Regions from separate parts of the Homo sapiens genome. Here region 2 is linked to region 1. A link is a contact called in ENCODE Hi-C or POLR2A ChIA-PET data. All regions are on one chromosome and are shown on one strand. The core of a region is the stretch at or near the end of the contact, and the rest is flanking DNA. Distances in the headings are between cores, read along the strand shown.

Region 1 (4,879 bases), core at 58-2,557:
GGTCAAGCTGTCCGGCTTAACGGAGGGACTGGGGGCTGGCTGCTCTGAGTCAGTGGCACCAGGAGGCTGGAGCTGCTACTTCTCTCCTACTCCTGTGAGTGAGTCATTTGGGGTGTGGCCCTCTCAGCAACTAAGCACTTTCTGGTGTCTTTGGCATGAGGCTGGTGGGTGACTTGGTGCTGAGAGATGTTCCAACAATTTCCTTGGATGGGGGAAGGCAGATGTCCAAGATTTCATCCGCTGGGTCCTAAACTGATAAGCCAAGCTCTGCCAGATCCCTGCTTCACTTGGGCTCCTGCTGGGGGCTTGGGGCTATGAGGGATGGCAGTAAGGGACAGATGTAAGGGGGTCCTGGAGCCCCCACCATCCACCTTTTTCCAGGACTTCCTTGGTCACCTCCCTTTCAGTAGTCAGGGTTCTGCTGGCCTGAGCAGAGGTAATCCCCAGAGAGTTTTGATTTATCTTACCATTTAAAATACTCGAGATGTCTGGGAGTAAAGGGCTGAGTGTCCAAGATGCGGGCATGGGCTGGGGATAGGGGGAGGAGTAGTACAAGGAAGGAGAAGGAGAAGGGTCATCTAAGCAGGAAGAACTACAGCCAACGGCTGAAAGCTACTTAAGACTAAGTGCAGTTCCACATCAGAGTTGCTGCAATCCCACAATGCACCGGGGTGACTGAAAGGTAGTGAGTTGGCCGGGCGCGGTGGCTCACGCCTGTAATCCCAGCACTTTGGGAGGCCAAGGCGTGTGGATCACTTGAGGCCAGGAGTTTGAGACTGGCCTGGCCAACATGGTGAAACCCCATCTCTACTAAAAATACAAAAATTAGCTGGGCGTGATGGCACACAGCTGTAATCCCAGCTACTCGGGAGGCTGAGGCAGTGGGCGACAGAATGAGACTCGGTCTTTAAAAATAATAACAAAATATTTTTAAAAAGCCTATGTTAAAAATAAAAAAAGAAAGGTAATGAGTTCTTTGTCATTGGTGGTATGTAAATATGTCCATGGGTGTGGTCCCATCCTCAGAATCCCAAATGGCCACACCCTGGGCTAAAGAAAGTCCTTTTCCACTGCCCCTGTGTCCCAACTTTGCTCTTAATTTTCCAGCCCCAGGAGTTGGAGAGGAATCTACTTCCAGTCTAACTGGGGAGGCTTCCTAGCCCTCACACAGCCTTCCTGCCCCACACCCCCCATGATTTCCCAATCTGGCTGTCTGTTCTGCCTCCCGCTGTCCCCAGAGCTTAGCCCAGCCCTCTGCCCCACTTGGAGCTGACAGCATGAGCTCATCTGGGCAGTCCAAGGAGCCAGCAAGGGAAATTCTGAGTCACAGCAGAGCCTGTGGCCAGGACTTTGCTCCAGAGAGAGGTGCCGTGGGAAGGCTGAGTGCCCCATGCAGCTGGAGGCTATGAGGTCTCTGCAGGGAGTGGGCTAGGGGGACACACCTAACAGGGCATGGAGCTGGGTGACACTGTGTGGGCCCTGTTGAGCACTCAAGCCTCCCTCAGTGGCTCGTAGAAGAGGCCAGGGGGCACCTAACTGACACAAGAGTGAAAAGACCCAGGTGTTGAGAAGGGAATTGATTCTAGACCCCTAGTTTAATGGAGACTTAGGAACAGGAAGAGAGCATTTAGTAAACCTTCTCTTGACAGATTGAGGAGACAGAGGTCTAATGAAGGAGACTGACTATCAAAGATCACACATTGAGCTGTGTAATGGCTTCCACTTCCTGGCTCCTAAGCTAGTGATTTTCAAGCTGATTTGCTGAAATGAAATGAAATGTTCAGGCACAAGCAGACAGAAGACAAAGCCAAGCTTCTCTTGTTGAGATAAATGGATTTCCTCCTCCTTCTGCAGTGGCTCCACGCATCAGGCCACCTGGCTGACCTGGCAGAGGTGTGGAGGGACCCGGGGGCCCTGCCCTCCAGAATGGGGTGGAGAGCCAGGAAGGCAGAGGGCATGACCCTCTCTGCAGCTCGAGCTTACCTGTGAGTCACCTGGGACCCTCGCAGGCTGGACATGGTCTCTTCCAGGTTCTGCCGGAGATCCAGGACATTCTGCACTGTCCTCTTTCTCTGGGACTCTGGGTCTGGTAGGGAGAGAAGGAAGAGCTGGGTGAGTGAAGAGAACTTAATGCTGGGATCCTGGGGGTCAGGAAGTGGAGATTGACAGTGTCCCCAGGAGGCTAGTCCCTGGGCCATGATAGTCACCTTCCTCCTCCCTTTCCCAAAGACAACCAACAGAATGGGCCCTCTCAAAGGCCCTGGACATGTGCCATTGAGCCCTCTGAACCCCAGATCCTGGCAGGGGGTACAGGCATGGCTTTCTGTGTCTGTGCACTCCTTTCAGAGCCCCCAAGGAACTGCCTCTACCTCTGGCTTTGTTTTGGGGAGGCCCTGCTTCTCATAGCAGAGGTCCTGGGCAAGATTTCTCGTGGTTGAGATGAGCTGGAACATCTGCCTGAAACCCCCTATCCAGGGTTGTGCTGGTAAATGTTTAACAACTGGCTTTCGGAGGAAGGGGACACCGATGTGTGGTGTTTGCCAATTTCCCTGGTATAAAGCCTCCTATCATGGCCACTTTCAATCTACCAATCTGATGTCACTGACCACAGAGTTAGGAAGAGGGGCTAACAATTGGCTCTGGGGAACTGGTACAAGCTGGCTTCAGTACACCTAAACCCAGGCACTGACTGGTAATATCTGGGGTTGCTCTATGGGGTCCCAGGAAGTTAGTTCAGATATAGTCTCCTAAAGGTGAGGTGGCTGGTGGGAGGTGGAAGGGATGAGCAGTCATTTTCTGGAGCTTGAAGTGAGCTCTGGGCAGTCCCCACACAAGTGGTGCAATCCTGAGTGAGAAGGATGCATGGGTGTGGCCCAATCCTCAGAATCCCAAATCACCAAGAGCCATTGTATTCAACCCTGGTGTCCAGATATTAGCCTGGACGGATGAGAATCTACAACAGCAAACAGGGTGAAAATAACGTCCAAATGACTGAGAGGTGCTTGAGCATGAAGGAACTCAAAGAATGTTCTTCCTTCCTTCAGTTCATCCAATGAATCTTTATCAAGCACTTACTTCACATCAGGCACCACCCTGGGCCCTAAGGACAGTATAATGAAGAGAAGCTGGCCCTGCCCCATGGCTTATCTTTCATTTTGGAACCTAAAGTCATGAATGGAACCAAGTCCCCCAGTACCTCCCTAAAAGACAATCTGCAGGAGAGAGTCAGGGAGTGACAGAAAGATGATGGCAAAACAACAGAGAAAACCCAAGAACTCTGGCTCTCCAGGCTGCTCCCTTTTCCCCTCCATCCGCAAGCCTTCTGCCGCTGCTGCAGAGGCCAAACGCCCCCTCAGTCCCTCCTCAGCCCACAGACTCAGCAGGAGTGTAAGGTTTTTTTTAGCTGCCAAAGGGAACATTTCTGAATCTCTTCAAGAGGTTTTTATTCCCCCAAGACTAAGCTCAGGCCGGCTGGCAGGCAGCTGCTTGACTGTCTTGTCAGGGAGGGGAGGCTGGGTGGGGCGGGCAGGGAGCCTGCAATGCCCTCTCCAGAGCCTTTTGGGCACCTTTTCTGAGAACCAGCTCCACACCCAAGCCCAGCCATCCCTCCTTTCCCCTCCCAGGGGGAGCTTCTCCACCCCCACATCCTCTCATGGTCAGCACCATGAATCCAGGCCTCCATGCTGGTGGCAAGGATCAGGGACAAATGGCAGGCCACCATGCCAGTGGCCTAAGCTCTATCCCCAGTCCTGGCATCACTTCCGTGGCCGCCAATGCCTATTTATCCTGGCAAGTGTCACCTTGTAAGCTGCTCCATGGCTTTAATTGATGGCTTGGCATGAAACACAGACAGGGTCAATTTTTTAGACTCGCCAAGAAATAAAGTTGAATTCTAAAATGCCTATGTGGGGACTAAGAACATGGTGCCAAGGTGTGGGTTTCTGGCCCAGGGTGATGCTTTTTATGGGCTTGGCAGACATGAGGGACAGGCACACACATCTCCAAGGGGTGTGTATTCCCAAAGAGGAAGGTGATCAAGAGTTACTCAGAGACTTCTGTGTGTGCCAGACCCTTTGCATGCATTATCTACTTGAATCCTTGCAACATTTCTGGGAGATTTGTGCTACTGCCCCATTTAACAGATGAGAAAACTGACACTCAGAGAGAACAAGTAAACTGCCCAAGGTCACACACCTAGCATGTAGCACAAGGCAGAGTTGAGCCCAGGAAGAAACTCATACTTGTCTTGATATATCACAGGGCATCTCTGCACCACTAGCATCAAGCATGGTGACTGTTGTATAGGAGGCGCTTAGGCTGCAAGCAGTGGCTCATGCCTATAATCCCAGCACTGTGGGAGACCGAGGCCAGAGGATCGCTTCAGGCCAGGAGTTTGAGACCAGCCTGGGCAACACAGGGAGATCCTGTCTATATAAAAAATAAAAATAAAAAAATTGGCCAGGTGGCTCAAGCCTGTAATACTAGCTACTTGGGAGGCTGAGGCAGGAAGATCACTTGAGCCCAAGAGTTCAATGCTGTAATGAACTATGATCACACCACTATACTCTAGCCTGGGCAACAGAGTGAGACCCTGTTTCAAAAAAAAAAACAAAGAAGATGCTTAGTGAACATTTCAAGAATGGATGCTACCACAATTTTTTAAAATTTCCAAAAACCCATGAAAAAAAGTAAAGGGATACATACATGTCACGTTAGGAAAATGTCTTTTTTTTTTTTTTTTAAGGAAAAATGTTTAAACCACACAGTAGCCTCAGGAGAGTCATGCTGCATTCCCTAATGCCCCAGATGCTCCAGATGGGAGTCATAGACATCTAGGTCACAGGTTTGACCCTCTTTCTCCATATCTCTTCCCTCAAAG
Region 2 (5,170 bases), core at 2,218-4,717, 35 kb before region 1:
AGCACATCTCTCACCTATTACAAAGCTTTGAACAAAAAAAGAACGAAAAGAAAAAGGAATCTTAATTCTTAAACAATAACTGGATGAAGTAAAGATCTTATTCCAGAGAAACAAACCATACACAGGTGTTCAGGCAAGGTAAAAAGCCACTCACGACATGCCCCAGGCATGACATCCTGCCCACTTACAGATGAAGAATGAATGGAGGAAAGAATAACAGGGAACTGAAAGGATTTAAACTTCTCAAACCTTAACCTGTAAATGCCAGCTTTACCAAACATTTTTGAAAGGCAGATGTTCTACTCAGTTTTTACAGAATCAGGTATTGAAGTATCTATAGTGCTTTGCAAATATTAATACCTGACAATTTTCATAACCGGTTATTGCTTTCAACACCCCATGAGATTGGATTGCCATATTTCTGTAGCAAATCCTTACTGATGCACTTTCCATTCAGACAAAATTCCATTCTCTCTAAACTGTCTCATACCCATTATGTGCCTCTCAACTGCCAGTGAACTTCATTCTTCTTCAAAGGGGGGAAACTAAGGCTGGAAGATTTGCCCTCAGCCGTGGAACAAATCAGTGACAAAGTCAGCATTAGATTTTTAGGTGCTTTATCTCTTCAGTGCTAAAAATGTGCTCCAACCTGGGCTGGATATCAAACATATACTTAGCAGGACATCAATCCTTTTCCTGGCTTCTCTGACATGTTCTTTTACACATGCTTTCGTCAAGATGCCTCTTGCCACATCACCTCCTCCAGGTTGAGAGGCAGAACAGTTTTTGTTATCTAAAGATACATATCTTAGAGAAAAATAACAATTTTGAGAACACAGGAAATGACTGGCTAGGAAATTACTTTTGGTATTAACATGCTTTTCTTGGGCAACTATGAGTGAAATTCCTGTTCTGAGGCTTTATGATCAGTCTAGGACTTTTGGCATAATCCTTAAAGAAGTCAAGAGAAGGAAGACTGAAATTAAAAGAAGAGAAAGTTAATCAAAATCAAACTGGTTTTGTTTCTAGAGGAGATGCCTTCAGGCAATAGACAGAAATAAAAACATCCTGCTCTTTCTTCCATCCTGTTCTGATACAGGGTAGATCCAGACCACTTCTCAATTTAGAAAAGGGGTCCTCACAACTTCACCCCACCCTCCAGGCCTCCTCCGATCTCAGAAAGGCAGGCAGGCCAAAAATTCCTGCCTGCCTTTCTGAGATTGGGAGGTGACAGCCCCTCTGGGCATCAACCAAGTGGTAGGTGTGAGTAAATATAAATTTCATCAATTATTACTCCAAAGAGTTGAAAATGAGTAAATACAAGCTATGACTTGAGCACTAAAAATATGTCCTCTGTCTGACTTGGGGAGAGCTTATTTAGATCTCATATAGATTTGGAGAAAGAAAGACATGGAAAAGACCTAATCTGGTGGCTTGCAAGCCCTTTTTTAAGAAGAGCAATCGTTTTTACTAACATTTTAACCAGAAGTCCTCAATGTATGAAACAGGTAAACACAGGGCTGCTCTGTTTGAAAGGGAGGCAGAGTCACCAAGTCCACCTGCCCCTCTTCCTCCCCTCCCCACCCTGACTTGGTCAACTCTCATACCATGAACAGTTTACCTCAGTCATTTCTCCCCTATCACTGATGCACCAAGTCATCCACGCAAATGGGTGTTTTTCTGCTTTGGGAGACTTCCAGGGAAGGGTTTTTCATACCTTCCTTAGGCACTCATTACATGTAAAATCCTTGCAGCGGTAGGTCTTTGTTATAAAAAATTACACAGAAAGTTGCCAGTGAACCTCAGTGTCATTCAAAGTACTAGGACCAATAGAATTTTTCCTGATACACTTCTGCTTTTCCAACTTGAGTCTTCACACCCATACCTACAGTGCATTATCAAGTCTAATGTCAGTTTCTTTAAGGTGGAGCAAAATTTTAACAACATAAAGCAATCTGAAAGCAAAATCCTCTAGAGTTTTATAATCTCCTCTAACCTTTCAAGTCCTACATATAACTCAGCAACATGCCTTTTCTTTCTTTTCTTTTTTCTTTTCATTTTGGAGAGAGAATTGCTCTGTTGCTCAGCTGGAGTGCAGTGGCGTGAACATGGCTCAATGCAGCAGCCTCGACGTCCTAGGCTCAAGTGATCCTCCAACCTCAGCCTCCTGAGTAGCCAGGACCACAGGTATGTGTCACCATGCCTGGCTAATTTTGCTTTTTCTTTTCTGGAGAGACTGGGTCTTGCCATGTTGCCCAGGCTAGCAATTTCCCTTTTGAAACTTCCAATATAGTCTTTATGGAAACAACTTTCTTTTTATGCTCATATTTCATCAATTTATGTAATAATTATATTATCCAAGTTCAACTGGCATAAACAGGTTTGGGAGCAAATGCAATTCTAGGAAAGCATTCAACTTGATTGGTGGAGCAGAAGGATGCAGGCACATTTGAGAGCAGCCTGTTGGCAACCTGTGCTCCGTGTGCAGAAGGCACACAGTCAGAGGGAATAGTGAGCAAGTTGGTGCAAGGGTTGTGCTCTATCTGATGCCCAGAACCATTTTGGAAAGACAAAAGTGAAATTCACAAGGCTGAAGACATCATCACAGCTCCCCTTCTGACTTTTGCTGCTTTTCAGTATATTTCTCTTTGCTTCACCTCTGAATTTTTTTGCTAAGTGGGGATGAGGAAGTGAGGCTAATAATTGTTATTGCTGAATCATTGGGCTGAAATCACATGGCCAGCGTTATTTAACTTTAAGACATTATTTCGCAGGTAGAATTGTTCTCAGTTAGAGAGAGTCTTTTTCTTTTTTTGAAACGGAGTCTCACTCTGTTGCCCAGGCTGGAGTGCAGTGGCATGATTTCAGCTCACTGCAACCTCCGCCTCCCGGTTTCAAGCAATTCTCCTGCCTCAGCCTCCCGAGTAGCTGGGATTGTAGTCACCTGCCACCATGCCTGGATAATTTTTGTATTTTTAGTAGAGATTGGGTTTCGTCATGTTGGCCAGGCTGGTCTCGAACTCCTGACCTCAAGTGATCTGCCTGCCTCGGCCTCCCAAAGTGCTAGGATTACAGGTGTGAACCACCACGCTGGGCCAGAGAGAGTCTTAGTTCAACTTTATAAAAGGGACATGGGGTAGCTAAGAGCCTTACCTGAGCAGACTACTACGTCAAAACCAGACACCAAACCCAAGGGTCCCAACTTCTTTAGGGGGCTCCTATAGGCTCCACTGTCTCCCTGGCACAGTAAATTTTTTTCCAAGGTCTTGTGGACTCTCTGGGGATCAAAGCTGCTTTTACAATGAATAGCTCTGTGCAAATTCCCAGAATTAGTTTCTCAGATAGCAGGAATGCTCCTAAATCAGGTTGTGCATGAGTAAGCAATGATTTCCTCCCTCCTGCAAGAGACTCATGGCTAGTTTCTCAGACAGAGGACGTGACTGGCCACTTTTGCCCCCTGAGGTTCTGAGGCCAGGGGTAGAGCTTGGTGGAGGCTGGTAGGTTCCCTGCTGAGGTAACTGCAGTGCAGCAGCCCAGATTCCATCTCCCTTTCTAAACACTGCACACATGCTAATGCTGGAGGAGCACAGCTTTGCCAGGGATTTCCATATGAGAACCCCAGAAAAGAAACAACTTGAAATATCATGGCAAACATGAGATGCACCCATAAAAGATGAAAGCAATTGCTATAAACCACGTGAAAAAGCTGGTGTTATTACATATACCTCCTCCTTCACACTTAATTCATAAGAGTGAGAGAGGAGGACCCTTTTAATAATGGGACAAGGAAAATTAATAAATTAACATACTGCTCATATACTGCAAAGGTAATAATTCCAAAACACATTATGAGCACTGAGAAGAGTAGTCTTTATGAAGTTTTCTCACTCAGAGAGCCGCCTTTCCAGGGAAAGGCAACTACAATCTTCCCCAGGGTCAGCTCAACACTAGCCTAGAAGGTGTCTGCAAAGTTGTTCGGCATGAATCCCATATATTGGGGACCCATTCCGGTGGGGTTGACGTAAGGAGCTCTGGGTTCTGGAAGAAGGATCCCAAGATAAGCACTCAGTGACAGCAAGCATGGGAATCTGAGTTGGCAACCCAGGGCCTGGAAACTACAAGGATGTTTATCTAGAATTTAGGAAGAGAGAAGCTTAAATGGGGGAAAAACAGTACCAATTATGGGCACCAAATACATATATAATATAGGAAATGGGAAGAAGTGGCAAAAACTTCCAGAACATGAATGTGTAGCATAATGTAAACAAGAGATTTCATTAGGGAACTTTTTCCAGACAAGAGTGAGGCATCCATTTCCAGGGATCTGATTAACCACTCAAGCACTGCTTTTCAACCACGTATCAGAGGGAATAAATAGGAGCAGGGTCTAGGATGTGTACCCTGGAACACCCTCTGCTGTCTTCGCCACTGTGTCTAGGGGCAAAATTCCAGAAACCCATGGCACCCAGGAATAAATCCCAAGTATGTGTTCTCCTTCAGGGCCTTTGAGCCACAATTCCACCCGCTGGCAGAAATACTACTTCTGTTTTAAAGCTGTTAAAAACCTATTTTTAAAATCGTACAGTTGGCAGATCACCAAAATCAAAACTTGATAGTCTAGTATAGTCTTATAGAACTATTTAAAATAATCCATGGGAAAATGTTCCAAGCCGGAAAAATAACAGTTTCACACATGCACACATGCACACAGGCAGGACCGTGTGTGCATGCACTAGGGCAACTGCCCGCACAGCCACGAGAATGGGGGCCCAGGAGGACGGTGAAGATGACAGAGTGGGATGGGCCATATGTTCCGATTTCTTTATACATTACCTATTGATCCACTGCCCCATCAATTCTCTTCAAGATTTATCTCAGGCCCAGGGTTCTTCTCCTTCCTCCTTCATACCTGAAAGTCTCCCTTCTACCTGAATAGTGTCTCCAAATTTCTTCATTTTTTTTTTTTTTTGAGACAGGGTCACACAGGCTGGAGTGCATTGGCATGACTGGAGCTCACTGCAGCCTCGACCTCCTGGGCTCAAGCGACCCTCCCATCTCAGCCTCCCGAGTAGCTGGAACTACAGGCGTGTGCCACCAGGCTCGGCTAATTTTTTGTATTTTTTTGTAGAGATGGAGGTTTCCCCATGTTTCCCAGGCTGGTCTTAAACTC

The links. A loop is a pair of places that touch in the nucleus more often than their neighbours do. ChIA-PET counts read pairs that join two places held with the same protein, here RNA polymerase II (POLR2A). Pooled maps may share reads with other maps.
Region 2: a map of endothelial cell of umbilical vein shows a loop between it and region 1 (6-fold over the local background). The contact joins two enhancer-like sites. A Hi-C loop is called at or near these places in 26 of 168 maps with a recorded cell type or tissue (CD14-positive monocyte, Caki2, DLD1 and 20 more), 3 of 37 single-sample maps with no recorded cell type and 20 of 50 pooled maps. POLR2A ChIA-PET finds 5 or more read pairs at or near these places in 18 of 52 experiments (A549, AG04449, AG04450 and 14 more).

Annotation. Positions count from the first base shown.
Region 1 is chr1:201,710,024-201,714,902 of GRCh38, reverse strand. It overlaps NAV1 (neuron navigator 1), which reads right to left. Exons shown (of 34, transcript NM_001389617.1): 6 at 1,984-2,086. All of the region lies in intron 2 of IPO9-AS1 (IPO9 antisense RNA 1), which reads left to right. Among named protein-coding and RNA genes, the nearest start is that of MIR5191, 7.0 kb to the left of the region's middle. RefSeq lists enhancers at 1,148-1,442, 1,286-1,974. Within about 2 kb of position 1,307, at least 35 of the 41 ENCODE cell types and tissues checked have a DNase peak (open chromatin) inside an H3K27ac peak, as active enhancers do; they include CD14-positive monocyte, IMR-90, PC-9 and 2 more, where a contact is called at or near this core.
Region 2 is chr1:201,746,793-201,751,962 of GRCh38, reverse strand. All of the region lies in intron 7 of NAV1 (neuron navigator 1), which reads right to left. The region is part of intron 2 of IPO9-AS1 (IPO9 antisense RNA 1); the gene reads left to right. It overlaps LOC124904483 (a long non-coding RNA gene), which reads left to right. Exons shown (of 2, transcript XR_007066790.1): 1 at 1-2,187. Among named protein-coding and RNA genes, the nearest start is that of MIR5191, 30 kb to the right of the region's middle. Within about 2 kb of position 3,467, at least 5 of the 41 ENCODE cell types and tissues checked have a DNase peak (open chromatin) inside an H3K27ac peak, as active enhancers do; they include CD14-positive monocyte, IMR-90, PC-9 and 2 more, where a contact is called at or near this core.